Regions from separate parts of the Homo sapiens genome. Here region 2 is linked to region 1. Evidence: chromatin loops called from intact Hi-C (ENCODE). Cell type or tissue: PC-9. All regions are shown on one strand.

Evidence for each region. A loop is a pair of places that touch in the nucleus more often than their neighbours do. Peaks named below come from ENCODE experiments on the same cell type or tissue, not always from the same donor. Only the 100,000 strongest peaks of a DNase experiment are listed, where the experiment ranks them.
Region 2: it touches region 1 in a loop (11-fold over the local background); 102 of 110 quality-filtered maps call a loop at or near these places.

What each region holds. Positions count from the first base shown.
Region 1 is chr1:110,102,894-110,110,893 of GRCh38, reverse strand. LINC01397 (long intergenic non-protein coding RNA 1397) reads right to left here. Exons shown (of 4, transcript NR_126382.1): 2 at 1,866-2,049; 3 at 1,481-1,595; 4 at 1,175-1,289. Among named protein-coding and RNA genes, the nearest start is that of UBL4B, 5.5 kb to the left of the region's middle. In PC-9, CTCF peaks have their summits at 4,377 and 4,586 (motif pointing right); a DNase peak (open chromatin) is centred at 4,603; H3K4me3 peaks cover 620 bases; H3K27ac peaks cover 3,299 bases.
Region 2 is chr1:110,050,624-110,058,623 of GRCh38, reverse strand. STRIP1 (striatin interacting protein 1) reads right to left here. Exons shown (of 21, transcript NM_033088.4): 19 at 7,564-7,668; 20 at 6,737-6,941; 21 at 3,983-4,959. The coding sequence ends at 4,712. Among named protein-coding and RNA genes, the nearest start is that of ALX3, 16 kb to the left of the region's middle. In PC-9, CTCF peaks have their summits at 4,386 and 4,594 (motif pointing left); a DNase peak (open chromatin) is centred at 4,609; H3K27ac peaks cover 2,250 bases.

The DNA of each region.
Region 1 (8,000 bases):
AAGACCTGAATAACGTCTCGCAGCCAGTGGGCTGATTTTGTCAGGGATCCCCTCAACTCTCACCAGCTCTGTGCTCGACTGTGCCCTTCTTCTCACTCACCTTCTCCCTCCCTCCCACCTAACCTCCTTTCCTTTTCCACCTGCCTGGAAGCTACAGTGGCATGATGCTGTTGTCAACATCCTTGGACTTTCCTGAACTGCCCTTCCACAGCACCCAGCCCTGAACTCCGCCCAAAGGTGGCTGCAAGCTCTGTCCCTGTCTTTGGAAGCTGGCAGCCAAGAGCAGCTGGTGAAGATACCCATGGGGCCGGGCGCGGTGGCTCATGCCTGTAATCCTAGCACTTTGGGAGGCTGAGGCGGGCAGATCGTGAGGTCAGGAGTTCAAGATCAGCCTGACCAACATGGTAAAACCCCGTCTCTACTAAAAATACAAAAATTAGCCGGGCGTGGTGGCGCGCACCTAATATCCCAGCTACTCGGGAGGCTGAGGAAGGAGAATCGCTTGAAACCGGGAGGCAGATGTTGCAGTGAGCCGAGATCACTCCACTGCACTCCAGCCTGGGTGACAGAACGAGACTCTGTCTCAGAAAAAAAAAAAAAGAAGAAGAAGAAAAGAAATATCCATAGATGCCACAGACTCAGCAAGCCCTCACCCCTCACCCCAGCCCCATGTTCACTCTTGCCGGGTGACTCATATTCTAGTCCATAGGGAAACTAGAGCTCACAAGTCAGGAATTCCCTGACCTTCCGTCCCTTCCTCACTTCCTTCCTCCTCTCCTTTCCCCCACTAAATGAGCCCCCTTGTTATTTCCCTTCTTCCCTGAAAATGTCTCCGAAACCCACTCCTCCTCCTCTGCATCCCCACTGCCCACCGGTTCAGGCTGTCAACTCCCTCCAGCCCATAGTTCATCTCCTCCACCAGTCCCACCGCCTTGGGTCCATTCATACCACAGCCAAGGGGATCTTCCCAAAATAAAAGCAAGGTTGTGTACTCCTCTGAGTAACACCATCCAGTTTAGTTTCCTCTGCTTTTGGAATCAAAACTGACCTCCTTGGCCGGGCTCTGCTTGTCACCCAGCCTCGTGCCTCCCCACTTGGCATCCTCCACCGTAGCCACACCAGTCTGCGTTTCCTCTACTTGCTTGTCCTATTTGAACTCTTCCAACTCATCCTTCAAAACTCAGGTTAATGCATGCCTATAGTCCCAGCTACTTTGGAAACCAAGGCAGAAAGATAGCTTGAGCTGAGGAGTCCAAGACCAGCCTGGACAACATAAGAAGATCTTGCCTCTAAAAAAAAAAAAAAAAAAAAAAAAAGAAAGAAAGAAAAAAGAAAAGAAAAAAAAAAGAAAGAAAAAGAAAGAAAAAAATTCAGGTTGAAAATCACCTCCTCCATGAAGGCTTCTTTGCTCTCCCCAGCCCTGGGAAGAGATAATCCCACCTCCCTCCATGCAACCATTGCTCCCCTTGAACTTACTTACGTGAATGCATCTAGCACACCTCATTAGCTCTCAGAGACTGGGACTAGGTCTTCTCTGCCTTTGTGTCCCACGCTTCCAACACAAGCCTGGTACACAGAATGCCTTGAATACCCGCCTGTCAAATGAAGAAGATAAAATTGAGACACATTGAGCCATCCAGGGGCATGCAGGGCAGGTCCAGTGCAGCAGGCTGTGGAAAGACATAAACCCGCCTGCAGCCTCTCTCTCACCCCCACCTCCTGCCCTAGAGAGATGAAAATACAAAATTACATAAAAAATCAATCAGAAAGTGAGGCCAGTCTTTACCAAAGGATCTTCTATAGCATTTCTTTAAATAGCCAGCTCCCCTGGTGCATTTGAAATAAGATAGAATTTGTAAATGTACCTGTACATACAGTGTGGGGGAGACCTGTGGACTCTCTTACTGCAGGGCCTCTCTGCAGAGGGAGCAGGGGGATGGATGAGGTTTCTCCTTGGCCATGTGGGCACTCCCAGCCTCTAGAGGGGAGGACTCAGTGGTGGACAAACCATCAGATGGACAGGATTGGGGCCACACCATGGGAGATGTCCTGAGCAAAGCAGAAAGATGAAAATCAACTGCCTGCCTCCAGCATCTCTTCCTCAGACCCATCCACCCAGCCAGACACTGCCCAGGACACTGGAAGCCACTGAAGAAGACATATTGGGCCTGGGCTTCTAGAAGCACATGAGCACCACAGCTCAGGCTTTGTTTCTCCCAGACCAGCGGCTGCGTGCAGGCAGGGGCCCTTGTGACTGGGGCTTAGAGAGTCATATCTGCTGGGCCACACTTTCTAAACCAGGCTACCTGTTCTAGAGAGTCCTAGTTGGGCCATGAAGATAGAAGCTTCAGAATTAGTGGTGCCCAGAGAAGCCGAGAGAGATGGTCACTACCCAGCTGCTGTGTCTGTGCCCAGGAGACCCCATTGCCTTTCCTAAGGGGGACAGTGGGGGCACTTTGCTGGACCCTCAAATCACATTTGGAGCCTGGAAATTTTATGTTTTCCCATGTAATTGCTTGTGATAATTATGCAATTAGCATTAGAAAATGTAATTGTGTAATCGGAGCATGCAATCAGACAATGATTGCCATAATTAGGGGGGAAGATTATTGGGAATGAGTGGGTCTGGTGACTTGGGGAAAGGAATCAATGTGTGCAGACAGTGCTGGATAGTATTAGGCTATCTTGAAAACAACTGCAAATGCAATTTGTGTCACTGGGAAACAAGCACAATGTCCGGCAGGGAAGATGGATGGGCGTGGGAGGGTGCTTCGGAACAGGTCTGTGAACATCTGGGTTCCTCAGAAGCCCTTTGCAATCTCCTGAGCAGACGGACTGGACATTGAATGCTGAGGGTGTGAACTCCTCAGGATAAAAGCCAAGTGTCCAGCTGCCGGCCTGGGGCCTGCCTTGAGCAATCCTGTTCCTTGAGCCCCATTTTCCTCCTCTGTCTAACGGGAGTGTGGTCACTGCCCAGCCTCCCTTGCAGGGTTGCTGTGAGGGCCAAAATAGGTAGGCCATACCCCCAGGACCTCACACAGCATCCAACCCATGAAGACACCCAGACGTATAGATTTAATTGATAAATGTAAACGGCAGCTCTTACTGTCACCCCTCGACAGTGAATGAAGATCCCACTGTGCCTAGAACTGTGCCCAAAGTGTGAATCCCCACAGGCCGGGGTGGGCCCCACTGCTTGCACAGGTCGGCAAGCAGAGGCCTTTGCTGACTGCTGAGAGGGGCCCCAGGAGGTGGGAAGTTCACAACCACTCCCAGGGGCCACAGGAAAGGCTCATATAGAAGATAAACTATAGCCTCTGCCCACCTCACTCCCTGGAAAATGATGAAGTTATTGCACTTTAATGATGTCAGGCTGGCCTTCCAAGGAAGGTGCCTGGGATGGAGCAGAACCTGGGGAGACAGAGAAGGAGAGCAAAAGCAAGACAGAGAAACGGAGAAGGAATGGAGAATAAGAAAGCCGAGTGTAGGAAGTGCTTGGAAAGGGGTGAACAGTGGAAGGGACACAACGGAAAGGGGATGGGATAAAAAGTGCAGGCAGGGGAGCAGCACCAGGGAAGAAGGTAGAAAAGGAAAGAACTGGGGTGGGCGCGGGGTGGGAGAAGCAGGAGCATGAAGGGACAGTTCATGCAAACCAAGTGCAGTCAGTAGCGCTACAGGCCTCCCTTCTAAGAACACAGTCCTCCCCGCTCTCCTTACAGTCTGCAAATGGTTCACGGGGAAACTTTGGTAGAGAAAGTGGAATCTGGGAAGCTGAGAGCACAAAGCTGTGGTCCCCAGCATAACCTGCTGCCTCCAGCCCATATAGCCGCATCACTCAACAGTGTGTCTCGAGCGCCCATGATGTGCCTGCACCTGCAATGGTGAGGTGAAGACTGGCAGGTCACCAGACACAGCCCTGTGGCAAGGGCTGCCCCAGGCCCACCACTATGCTGCTGGAGACCCCACTCAGCCTGTGCCACCTCCTGTTGCTGTCATCAGGGACCTCTTACCCCTTTGAGGAAGAGGGCTGCTTTGTGCCCTGTCAGGCCTAGCATAGGACAGGACCGGCAGCTCTTTAGGTGGCCCCTGACCCAGGCTGCCCTCCATAGTGCCTGGCACATAGTAGGTGCTCAGTAGGTATGGCCCACTCCCTGCCTGTCATCCACTGGCTGGCATTGGCTGTCTCAGCAGCTGCACCAAAATGGGTTTGGGGCTTCTCCCATGAGGGCCCTAAAGCCTCCTCCCTTCCCGGGTCTCAGGGAGCCGAGGCCCAGGTGAACCTGAGCCTGGGGCCTGCAGGGCCAAGGAGCTGGAGCAGGAGGAAGGCAGCAGATCTCATGGGGCCACAGGAGCCCAGGGGACATCACTTACAGTCCCAGCCCTCTCTGGCTGACAGTGGGTAGTCCAATATCTGAAAGGCCTCAGTCCTCACACCAGACAACCTAAGTCCTGCCCTGTGCTGGTGTCCCAGAGCCCTGGAGAAGTCAGACACTGGCTGGGAGCAGATCAGAAACCTGGCTCCAGAGACCACATGGAACTCACAACTGCTGGAAAACCTCACCGGGCTGTAGCCTGCTGTGACCACTAGATGTCACTGGTGACCTCACCAGCCAGTCCAGCAGCTGACACCAACCAAGCCAGCCTGGGGCCTGGGCACAAGGTCTCACGTGGAGACCAGCCCCCTCCTCCTGCAGATCACCAGCCATACTCCTGCCCTCCTCTTCGGGGTCGTGGTCTGAGCACAGACATCGCCTGGCCCTGAAGCAGGAACAGGATAGTAAACTTTACTATGGAGGCAAAGAAGTTCTAACTCCAGCAGGAGGTGGGCCCTGATCACAGGCTTCACCTGGGAGGGAGCTTGGGTGGGTGTGAAGGAGGAACAGGAGTTGCCCTGATGAAGAAGGATGCCCTGACTGAGGGCCCAGCACACGCAAGTCCATGTGGAAGTGTGGGACTCGGTGAGCTGGAGTGCAGCAAAGGAGTGAGAGGCGAGGCAGTCAGGAAACAGGCAGGGCCGTCACCTTCACAGAAGAGCTCTTTCCTGGAGCCAAGACTTCTGCATCCCTGCAGGGCACAAGCACAGGAGTCCCCAAGGAGCAGCCCACAGCTATCACTCACTCTGTCTTACACACACATGCACACGCACACGCAAACGCACGTACACACATGCCCTGCTAACCTAAGCTGGGATCAGCAGGGGGCTTTCTTTCCCACACTGTCTCTGAGCTCCACTGGGGCTCTCGGAACACCAGGACCCCAGCCAGTGTTATGGTGCCAAGAGTGAGTTTCTCCCTCCCTCATGGCCTTCTCTGGTGTGCCCTGGAGGAGACACTGCCCATGGTGTGGCTGGTGGCCCATCATCTCTGTTAAGGGTGCTTTAATCATGATCAACACAGGGGCATCTCCTGTGCCCGTCTGCACTCTGGGCTGTGTGATTTCAGCTGGCAAAAAGTAGTCTGCTTCAACCTGTAGCTGTGGGACTGCCATGCATTTAAACATACCAAACAGGCTGGGCGTGGTGGCTCACACCTCTAATCCCAGCACTTTGGGAGGCCAAGAGGCAGATGGCTTGAACCCAGGAGTTTAAGACCAGCCTGGGCAACAAGGCGAAACCCCATCTGTATAAAAATACCAAAATTAGCAGAGCATGGTAGTGTGTGTCTATAGTCCCAGCTACTGAGGAGGCTGAGGCAGGAGGATCGCTACAATTTTATCATCCTGCCTCAGGATGATAAAAGTGCTGGGATTATAGGCATGAGCCACTGGCCTCCATGTGGTTCTTGAGTACTTTTTTCCCTTTTGTTTCCTCTTAAAGTGCTTCCTGAAAAATCTACAATTTTATCTTGGTTGCAAGAATAAGGAAAAAAAAAAGATTTCTTCCCATCTAGGCCAGATTAGATGGAGAAGCAGAGGGCCTCCTGGGCCAGGCAGAATGGTAGCTATATTCTGGACATTCTACAAAGGTCCAGCTGAGGGCCTAGACTTGGCAGGCACCCCCCCTGGGAATGGCTTTGATAAATGTTCCCCTTCCTACAGGGGTGACTGCTTCCTTGAAGATCTGTGTCATCAACCAGAGCGACAGGAACCCTCCACCACGTGGCAAAGATCAAACACGATGCATTAAAAGCCAGGACCAAGAAGGGGCCCACAAAGCCCTGCCCTGAACACCTCCTGCTCTTGCTGGTCTTGCAAGTCTACAGCCAGGTGTGGGTGGAGAAGCCAGTGGCCAATCTAAAGATGCTGCCACATGGATCGTGCAGGACCAGAGAGAGTCCTTGTTGCTCCTGGCGAGATACAAAGGCTGGTCTTTCACCAGGGCAGCTTGTGCTAGCCTTTCAGCCTGACTCTTGGCCTAAGGGTGCTAAGGCGAGTCCTTGGGTGAGATTCCTGCTAACAAGACCCCTTCTGTCAGTTGAGGAAAGCAGGCTCCTGCCAGAGAAGATGACATGGAACAAGCTGCATGACATCTGCCCCAGAGGAAGCCAAGACCAAAATGAAGGAACAAGGGAAAAAGAGTGAGAAAGCTGGGAACAGAGTAAAGCTGGGCTTGGGGGAACTGAGCTACCTGTAAGACAGATCTCTGTTAGGGGAAGAGAGACTAAACTACAGCTGAACAGAACAAGGGGCTAGTAAACTTGGATTTGACTTAGGCTTGATTAACCCCAAGGAAGTCCAGTTGGCAGGTGGGATGTTGGGTTAGGGTTACAGTTAGGGTTGGCCTATTATTTTGTTTGACTTCCTGCTCCTCTAGCTGGTAGCACTAGCCACATGCAGCCACTCATCAGAACAAGCTGGAGCCAAAAGCAAGAGGGAGAATATTTAAATCCAGCCAACAGCTGATTGGATGGTCCCATGAGCAGCATGGACTGTATGGAAAAACGGGTCCGATCAGGGGCTGCCTCAAGCTCCATAGCAGACCATCAGAACTACTTCAGTGGAGTCATTCCTGGTATCAAAACCCAAGTGACTACCTGTTGGACCAGCAGCCTCATATCCTAGCTGATGGCCATCCCAGGGGTCACCAATATGAGCTTCTGCCCTGAAGTGCCTCTTCCACTGCAAGAATATCACACTGGACTGACTACCTTTTGTACATTAAGTTTATTACCTAATAAATGCTCCTAGGACCCACAGACAAGTCACCCCATTACTTTCATTAACAGGGACCTGATTAAGAGTTAAGTGTCTTGGAAGGGACAGGACTCATGGTAAGGTGGGAAGTATAGAGCATCTGGCACCAGAATTGGGGGTGGTAGGGGCTGGCAAGAATGTTACGTGGGGTCTTTGCCCTGGAGAGAACTAGAGAAAGACAAGAGAGCCAGCTGTCAGCCCTGCCTCTCCTTTGGCCTCTCCAAAATACTGCCTCCCTTTGTCTCCCACCCAGCAGAAGCGTGGACCCCAGATTCAATAACTGCTGGCCTGAAGCTATCTCTGGCATTTGCAATTGGCCTGAACACAAGGTACTCAAAGGAGGCCTGAGAGGCAGTGGGCATGGGTCAGGTGATGGGTGGGTCTGGCTGAATTGAGGCTGAGGGCCAGTCCCACAGCCCAAGCTCTTGGCACCAGGTTCCTGGCAGGATGGCAGCTGCCCATCAACGCCAGACTCTGTTGGGAGTGGTGCATCTGCAGTGATGTCCCAGAGGCCAGGAAACAAGGTGGGAGAGTCATGTGGGGTGGCCCTGGCCTCCCTCCCTGCCTGCTGGTAGCCCAGTTGGGAAGGAAGAAGAGCCCTCCAACCAGGATGGGGCTGCAGGGAAACAGAAATTAGCACTCTGCCTCTGGGTCCTGACTAAGCTTATGTGCCAGGCATTGAGTCTTCAGAACTGGGACCCTCCAGCCCCTTGGCTGGGCAAAGGCAGTTGTCACGGCCAGACCGGATTCTTTACCAGACAGGAACCAACGGCCCTAGAATGGGATCTGGTAGGAATCACATAGGTTAACAGATAGGGTCTTCTGTCCAAGCTGCTTCAGGGTCTCAGAGTGGTCAAGGCAGGAATCTC
Region 2 (8,000 bases), 52 kb after region 1:
AGGAAAGGATCTGTGATAAACCCAAACAAAGAAACCAGAAGTGGGAAGAGACAGGAGAAAAAATAAAGGTGAGCCAGAGGTCAATGAAGCAAGAGTGGGAGAGGCTGGCAGAGGCCAGGAGGGGACCCATGGCGGGGTCGGGGGCTCCTAGGGGAGGGCACAGAGAGGCCAGAGACTGGCTACTGGCTCTCATCCAGGGGCATCTGCCCACAGCTCATATTTTTCTGTCCAGTGACAGCTAAATGAAGAGAAAGCTAACTTTACAACCGCCCACTTCACATATAATGAATATGAATGGGTATCCCGGAGCCTGTTTTGTGGGATTGTCTGTGAGGTGACAGGTCCTCCTACTTACTGGGCCATCCCAGCCAGCCTGTCCCCTGCCTGGGGCATGAGCAGCCCTTCCACCTGCTTCTCATTAGCTGTGTCCCTCCTCCTCCCACACACCCCTAAGACACGGCCCCGTCTCCAGATAACCCTGCCCTCAGCCTCACTCCAGAGCTAACCTCAGACCTCCGCCCAGGCCAGTGGTTCCTCAAGGCCAGGCCTGTGCTCTGGCCACTCCTTCTGGGAAGGGAAAGGGGAAGTGGCCCCTCCTGAAATCCCAGCTCATTTTGCTGAGGCTCCTGTCTCCCCCAGAGAAGATGCCAGAGCCCTAAATCTTGGTCCTGGCAGAAACACGGACACCAGGTCAGGACTGGAGGGCCACAGCCAGGGGGCCCATCAGTCTAGTCTGCCCACCTCAGTCAGCAGCTGGAAATGCTTCTCATGCAAGGCATTCAATCCTCCTTCCCCACCTCTCCCATTTACACTTCAACCTGAATTACAACCCCAAAGTGCAGACCCTCTGCAGCTCCAGATGGGAAGAGTCTAGCATGGCCAGGAACTGGGAAGACCCTAACATTTCCTTTATCCAGCAGAGGAAAGACTTCCCCTGCCCCAGCCTCCTCCACAGGCTCATCCCAGGCATTTCACCTGGAAGGTGGTGAGCATCAAGCGTCAGCTGTCAGAGCCCTTGATTCTGATGCTGGAGCCCCCTTCCTTCCCACTTAGCGACTGCTGGCTCCCCCAGCAATCTCTCCTCCAATACTAAGAGGCTGGGACCAGTGGGACCTGTGGTAAGCCCTTCAGACGTCTGTTACCTATCATGCTATTGCTTTTACTTGCTCTTATGGCTGTGTCTCCATCAACTGCGAGCTCGAGAGAAGTGAGAGAGTGTGGTATCCTAGTAACCTGGATATCCAGGGCATCTACCACAGGGCCTGGCCCCAACAGGCCTTCAAGGTGTGATGGCAGGTTGCTGGACGAGTAGCTGACTCTTCTGAGATGCCTCTGGATTCACAGCAGCCAGCTAGGTCCAGGGGCTTTAAGGAGGCCTAAGACATGGTTCTGGTCCTTGAAAGGGATTTCTGTCTTCTAGGGGACATAGGAAATGGGTACAAATTCATAGAACATTAGAGTTTGAGGGGCCATTGCCAAGACTAAGAACTGCTACCATTTATTGTCATCCCTTGTCAGCCAGACATGTAGGTTCATTTCCACAATCTTACTCAGCCCATGCAATACGGCTATTATTAAACCAATTTTTACAGATGAGTCAACTGAGCCTTGGAAATTGACTAGCTCAAGGTCCCTCAGTGAGTAAATGTCAGAGCCCGAATTGAAAGTCAGGGCTGTCTCACTCCCAAAGGGTGCTCCTCCCTTGTTTTATAGCCAGCAGCCTGAGGCTGACTGTGCCAAGTGCCAAATGAATGTAACAACTATTCTCCTCTGAGAAGTCAGCTCTTTGAGGACAGACGGAAGCCAGCCTCCTGGGAAATGAGCCTAACAGGTATAGAAGGGGCAGCCAACACAAGAGTCCTCTGGGACCCAGAAGAGAAAAAAATTTAGGCTCAGGCTGAAAAGAAAAAAAGACGGCAGCAACAGCCAAGTTACCCTGAGGAGGGCATATTCAGGGAACATCAGAGGCTAGGCTAAGGCTAAGCTTAGGTGGTCCAGTTAGGACCTAAAGCAATGGACATTTACCATGAATCTTTCATGCCGGGGACGATGCTAGAGCAAATGTGAAGTGTTGGCTGTGGTGAATAAATGAGCAAATGAAGGCACTGGTGGTAAGTGCTGGGGTATGACAATGACTAATAGCAAAGGGTGTGAGGGAGTGAAAAAAATGCGTGCGCTGAGACAGAGGCCTGGATTTGAATCCTGGCTCTTGCCTTTATATGACCTTGGGCAAGTTCTTTATCCTTTCTGTGCCACAGTTTTCTCCTGTGCAAAATAGGGATTAAAATGGCATGTATCTTTCAGGATATCACAAGGAATATGTAAGATATTATACATCAAGTGGTTAGAACGCTGGCTGGCACATTGTAAGTACTCAGCATTTGCTGGCTTTGTAGAAAATAAGGCTTTGAGAAGCATCTAATATTGTGCCTGGTACCTACTTGGCAACCCATAAGTGGTAACTCTTACGATTAACAAGGGACAGCTCCCATCCTTAGAGTGATACTGCCTCAGGGTAATCTGTCCCTCGGTGGATTGAAGGAGCAGTGGACCCTGACCCTGCTTAGCAATAAACAACATTTTATGTAACTCAATCAAAGTACAAAGGGTCTTCATGTACTCTGCCCATTTCATGACCCATATGAGATTTAAAAAGCCACAAAAACTGTGTGGCTCCAAAAGACATTTCTGTACAAAGACCTGAGTTCAAATGGCCAACCTGCCACTAATACACTCTGTGGCTGTGAGAAGCCCCTTCCTCTCCCCAGGCTGGCTCCTGGGCCTACAGCTGAAAGGATTTGCCTGCCCAGGCTTTATGGCCCTTGCAGCTTTGATAGTCCTGCATTCTCTTTTGCAGGTCAGAGGAGAGACAGGCCTCGACCACGCAGTTTCAGTGACTCAGGCTTCATGGGAGAGTAAGAATGTGAAAAATCCATCTCTCCCTAATTGAAATCTCAAGATACATATTTCCTGTCAGTCCTGGAAAGAAATAGCAGAAAATCCATCATCCACACATAAATTGTGTCAATTCCCTTGTCCTGTACAAGTTACTTTGGGGCACAGGGCCCATCAGTCACAGATGGGACTTCCCATCTCACAGCTGTGTGACCATCAGGAGTACACTGCTGCCTTCCACCCCTGCTGTCCCTAACCATGCTGGCACATCAAAAGGCCTGTCCTGAGGCTCAGCAGGTCCCAGGCCAGGCAGGCATGAACACAAGACCCAAAGAAGGGGAGATGCTCCCCAGAACATGTTTCCTTTACAAGTCAAGACCCCTTGGAGATTTAACAACCTACAAAACAACTGCCTACAGGTAAAATAAGAGCTTCCAGGAATTCTAAAAAGGAAACACTCCTTTCACCAGCATCAAAACACTAATATCTTCTCAGGCAGATGAAACCAGGGGTCTGGAGGCCAAAGTGGAGGCGCCAGGTGTCCACTGACACCTACTACAAAGATTTTCCTTGCTTTTCTCTCAGCCACAGGGGGCTCCTGGGCCCTCCAACACTTTTTCCCACCGTGAACCTGACTCCTGATGGTCTGCTTCCTAGGCTCTGAGTACTGAAGTTTCCCCTCAGTCCCAACCACCTGCCCCAGGGAGGACCTAGAGCAGCAGACCCCCTTGCTTTGACCTAGCCCCTCCCTCCATAGCACTGACACTGGTTTGGCTGAGGCCAGCTCAGTGATGTGATCCAGAGAAACCTGGGGCTCCTACTGAAATTACAGCAAACCCAGGGGTGCAGGACAATGTGTCAGTAAAGTAACCTAGTGCCCTGGAGTTGGGCTAGAGCAATCCCAGATTACTGTGGGGTTAACTTACACTGGATAAATGCCAACTCTCTCTCCTCTTCCCCCAGGATGGGAAAGGCAGGCAGCTTGACAAGGACAAGCGTTGACCAGCAATGCTAGCAGAAAAAACCACTTTCTAGACCTGGAGGAGATACGTAGAGGCCATATTTCCTGTAGACAAGCCAACGGGAATTATTTTTGCTTCTTTTTAATGTAAACAGAATACACAATCACATTAAAAACCCCAACATGACACAGAATACACACAGAATTATATATAGATATTTACAGGCCCTCGAAAGCCAAAAGGAAAAATGGCCCCTCTGGTTAAGGGAAGCTTCTCTTCCTACCTTGTCCCTGTCCAAAATCAAAGTGCTGAGGCAGCTGAAGGAGCCTCCGCAATTACTTCTGGATATAATGTAGCAGGAGGCTGGAATAACATCAGAAACACCCCACCCCCACCCCAGAGCACAACCAAGATACCGACTTTCTGGCCCTGGCCCTAATCCTAAACTCTCCTCCTTTGCAAGCTGACAAAGCAAGGATTTGTATGTCTCGAGAGGCATCAGCATGACCCCTGAAATTCAGATGCACGGCGGAGGGGTTCCCATCCCATTCCAGCTTTCCCAGCCTTGGGCTGATTGTGAAATGAGCCAAAACCAACCATATCCAAGAGAGGAGGGTGGGGGAAGTAAAGGAAGAATGGATCTCAGGCAGAGATGACTGCTTCGGAGCAGGACCCTGGGAACCAAGGGGAGGTCAAGCTGGGCTCACCCAAGCCCAGGACAGACTGCGGAAGACACAGTGGGGCTGTGCTGCCACCTGGTGGGGGATGGGAGCACTGCAGCAATGAACTAGGACAGTCCCACAGGTACCTTCAGATCATCTTTTCTCTCCATTTCAGTCCCCTAACCAACAGCCTCACTGCAGCAGCTCTTCCCAGGAAATGGGCTTGGAGAAGACCTCCCTTTCTAACCAGAGGTCATAGTTCATCTGAAAGTCCTCAGGGAGGTCCACCCGTTGGCCCAGGACACTCTGCAGGCAGTTGTCCACTGGCAGGAAGTCAGGGTTGCTGTGGGCCCGGTCATAGCGCCGGGCGTTGAAGCGTTCAATGTTGGCACGAAGGGCACACTCCTCTGCCTGGAAGTCCCAAGGCCGGGCATCAAGATCTGAGACAAAGCAGGAAGAAACACCGTTAGGAGCCATGCCCTGTAGCAGCTCCCCATGGATTCACTGGCCAGGAATATTGAGTGTCAACTAAGAGCAGGATACCTCCGAGCTCATCCTCAGAAAGATGCCAGGAATTCCTTCCTAGATCCAAAGGAGAGTCAAGTACAAGCAGAAAAGCCAGAGGTACTGAGAAAGAGGCTTATACTGTAGGGATTATGTAGACCCAGAGAGGGAGAACCATGTGTACAACACATTTCTCTCAAAGTGGCATTCTCCCTGGCTCTCTGGGGTCAGAGGGAGGAACCTGGAGATCTTCTCCTTTGCTCATTCTCTCTCAACTCCCCAACCAGGTACCGTGTGCCACTGTGGGCCTGCACACATTCACAGGGCATTGAGAGTACAGACACAGTCATTCAGCCATGGTGGTATATTCCAGAAACGCAACAACGCAGCAACACGCACACACAGAGCAGCCCAGGTGGGCAGGGGAGACACACTGTGGGCGAAAGAAGAGTGCCTGCAGAGGCCTAGTAGTGGGAACCACACGGCTATGTTCAGGGACTGAGCACTCCCTGTGCCTGGAGCTCTGGGTATGATGGAGGCTGGACTGACAGCCCGTAACAAGGTTGAAAAGGAAGCTGGGTCAGATTACAGAGGAGGAGAATGAAAAAGGACGAGGGAGCCTCACATGCCCTGCCTGAGTCTGAATCTAATTCTAAGGGAAATAGGAAGCTAATGAAGGATTTTACTCAGGGAGGTAACAGCACAGGATCTGCATGTTGAAAAGATTCACTAGGGGGCCGGGCGCAGTGGCTCACGCTTGTAATCCCAACACTCTGGGAGGCCGAGGCTGGTGGATCGCTTGAACCCAGGAGTTCAAGAACCCCCTGAGAAGGCTGGGCACAGTGGATCATGCCTGTAATCCCAGCACTTTGGGAGGCCGAGGTGGGTGCATCTCTTGAGGCCAGGAACTCGAGGCCAGCCTGGCTAACACAGTGAAACCCCATCTCTACAAAAAATACAAAAATTAGCTGGACATGGTGGCGTGCAGCTGTAGTCCCAGCTACTTGGGAGGCTGAGGGGGGAGAATCGCTTAAACCTGGGGGGCAGAGGTTGCAGTGAGCTGAGACTGTGCCACTGCAATCCAGCCTGGGCGACAGAATCTCTGTCTCAAAAGAAAAAAAAGACCACCCTGGGAAACATGGTGAAACCCTGTCTCTATAAAAAAGATACAATTAGGTGGGCACAGTGGCATGTGCCTGTGGTTCCAGCTACTCAGGAGGCTAAGGCAGGAGGATAGTTTGAGCCCAGGAGGCAGATGTTGTGGTGAGCCAGGATCGCACTCTAGCCTGGGCAACAGAGCGAGACCCTATCTTTAAAAAACATCAAAGTAAAAAAGGATCACTAGGGAAATCTGAGACACTGATGGAGGGGAAGAAATTAGAGGCAGGGAAGTCAGTCAAGAGCTGTAAGAGTTTAGGTGGCCAAAATGGGGATGAAAAGAGGGGACACAGTCTTATGACAATTTCTAGAAAAGGAATGACTTGGAGGTACAAGGAGAGATGGGGATGATCGCAGATGCCAAGGCTGGGTAGCTTCTCAAAGTCCTTCCTAGAGTGCCCATCCTGATGCTACAAAAGCAGGAGCTGGGCTCCTTCCTGTTCCTTGGGGGGAAGCTCAGGGCAGAGAAGTACCTGAGTACCACGGGCAGGGAGTGAAAGATGTCACTTTTCCCGACACACTCCCACCCAAATCTGGCTGAGTGCAGAGTCTCACCATTGCCGTATGCCCAGTCGTCGTTCAGCCGATGCCGCACCTTCTGGTAGATGGCAGACATGGTCTTCATGTTGCTCTTTCGCCACTGCCGCCCCAAGTATTTGGTCTGTACCTTGAGCAGCTTCAGCACATAGAGCTGCATCATGGCTTGTTTCACCTTTAGGGCCCGCTTCAAGATGGGGGCTGACTTGAACACCACCAGCATCTGGGAAGGGAAACAAGCAAGCAGCCCAAGTTGAAGACAAAAATAAATGCATACATCCCAGGTCACACTGCTGCTTAACCCTTTGGAAGTTACTGTCAGGGTGACAAACCATCCCAGTTTCCCTTGGACTGAAGAGTTTCCTGATACATAGGACTTTAAATGCTAAAACCAGTAGAGTTCCAGACAAACCAGGATGGTTGGTCACCCTAACTATGTGTCACTTTGGAATCTGAAGAAAGCTATGGATTCCTTCCAGAAACATTCCGGTGTACATGTACACACAGTTATCAGAGGATTCAAGGACCTCCCCACCCCAAAGGCATCCACAGACCCAGAGTTAAGGAAGATTCTCAGAACCCTGATTATGTTACCAATCAAGATTAAGACGACATGGAAAAAGTTCTTCTATAAATGTAGATTTGTTTCAGTGCATGACTGGGCCTCTTCCAGCTTCCAGTTCAATTCATCAAGGAACTGGGAATTGGCCCTTAAAATGCAAGGATACGGCTACAGCAAAGTTAAGTGAGAAGGCACAGTGAGCCCCACCCTGGGGACTCCCTGCTCCCAGCACTCTTCTTTGAGCTCCAAGTTCCAAGCCTGCTGACTACACTGACTCACTTACCATTGTCCTTGAATGCTTCCACTTTGTCAGCTTGTTCAAGATCCGAAGCAGATTGATACAAGAAAAGAGGTTCCTCCAGCAAAATTGGTTACTGTCACCTGCTTCCTGCAGGGTAAACCCAGGAACAATCAGCCCTCATGGCTGCAGTGTGTGCAGCAGTTTCCAAAAGTCCCTCACACATGATCTCAGGACAGCCGGGTCTCCAGGCCTCTACCAGGAATCCCCTGCTCTCAGAGCAGCCCCAGGACTCCATCCCAGAAGCTGGCAGGGGACTAGGGGAAGAGGGAGGCTCCCTAGACTTTTCCTGCAGGAAATATGAACCATGATACTGGGAGCTGTGGCCTTGGGCTGCCCCAGAGCTCCTACTGCCGAGTCCAGTGTTGAGGGAGAGAAGCCCTCTACTAGGTGAGCTCTGGATCAGCAGCCCCTGAAGACCA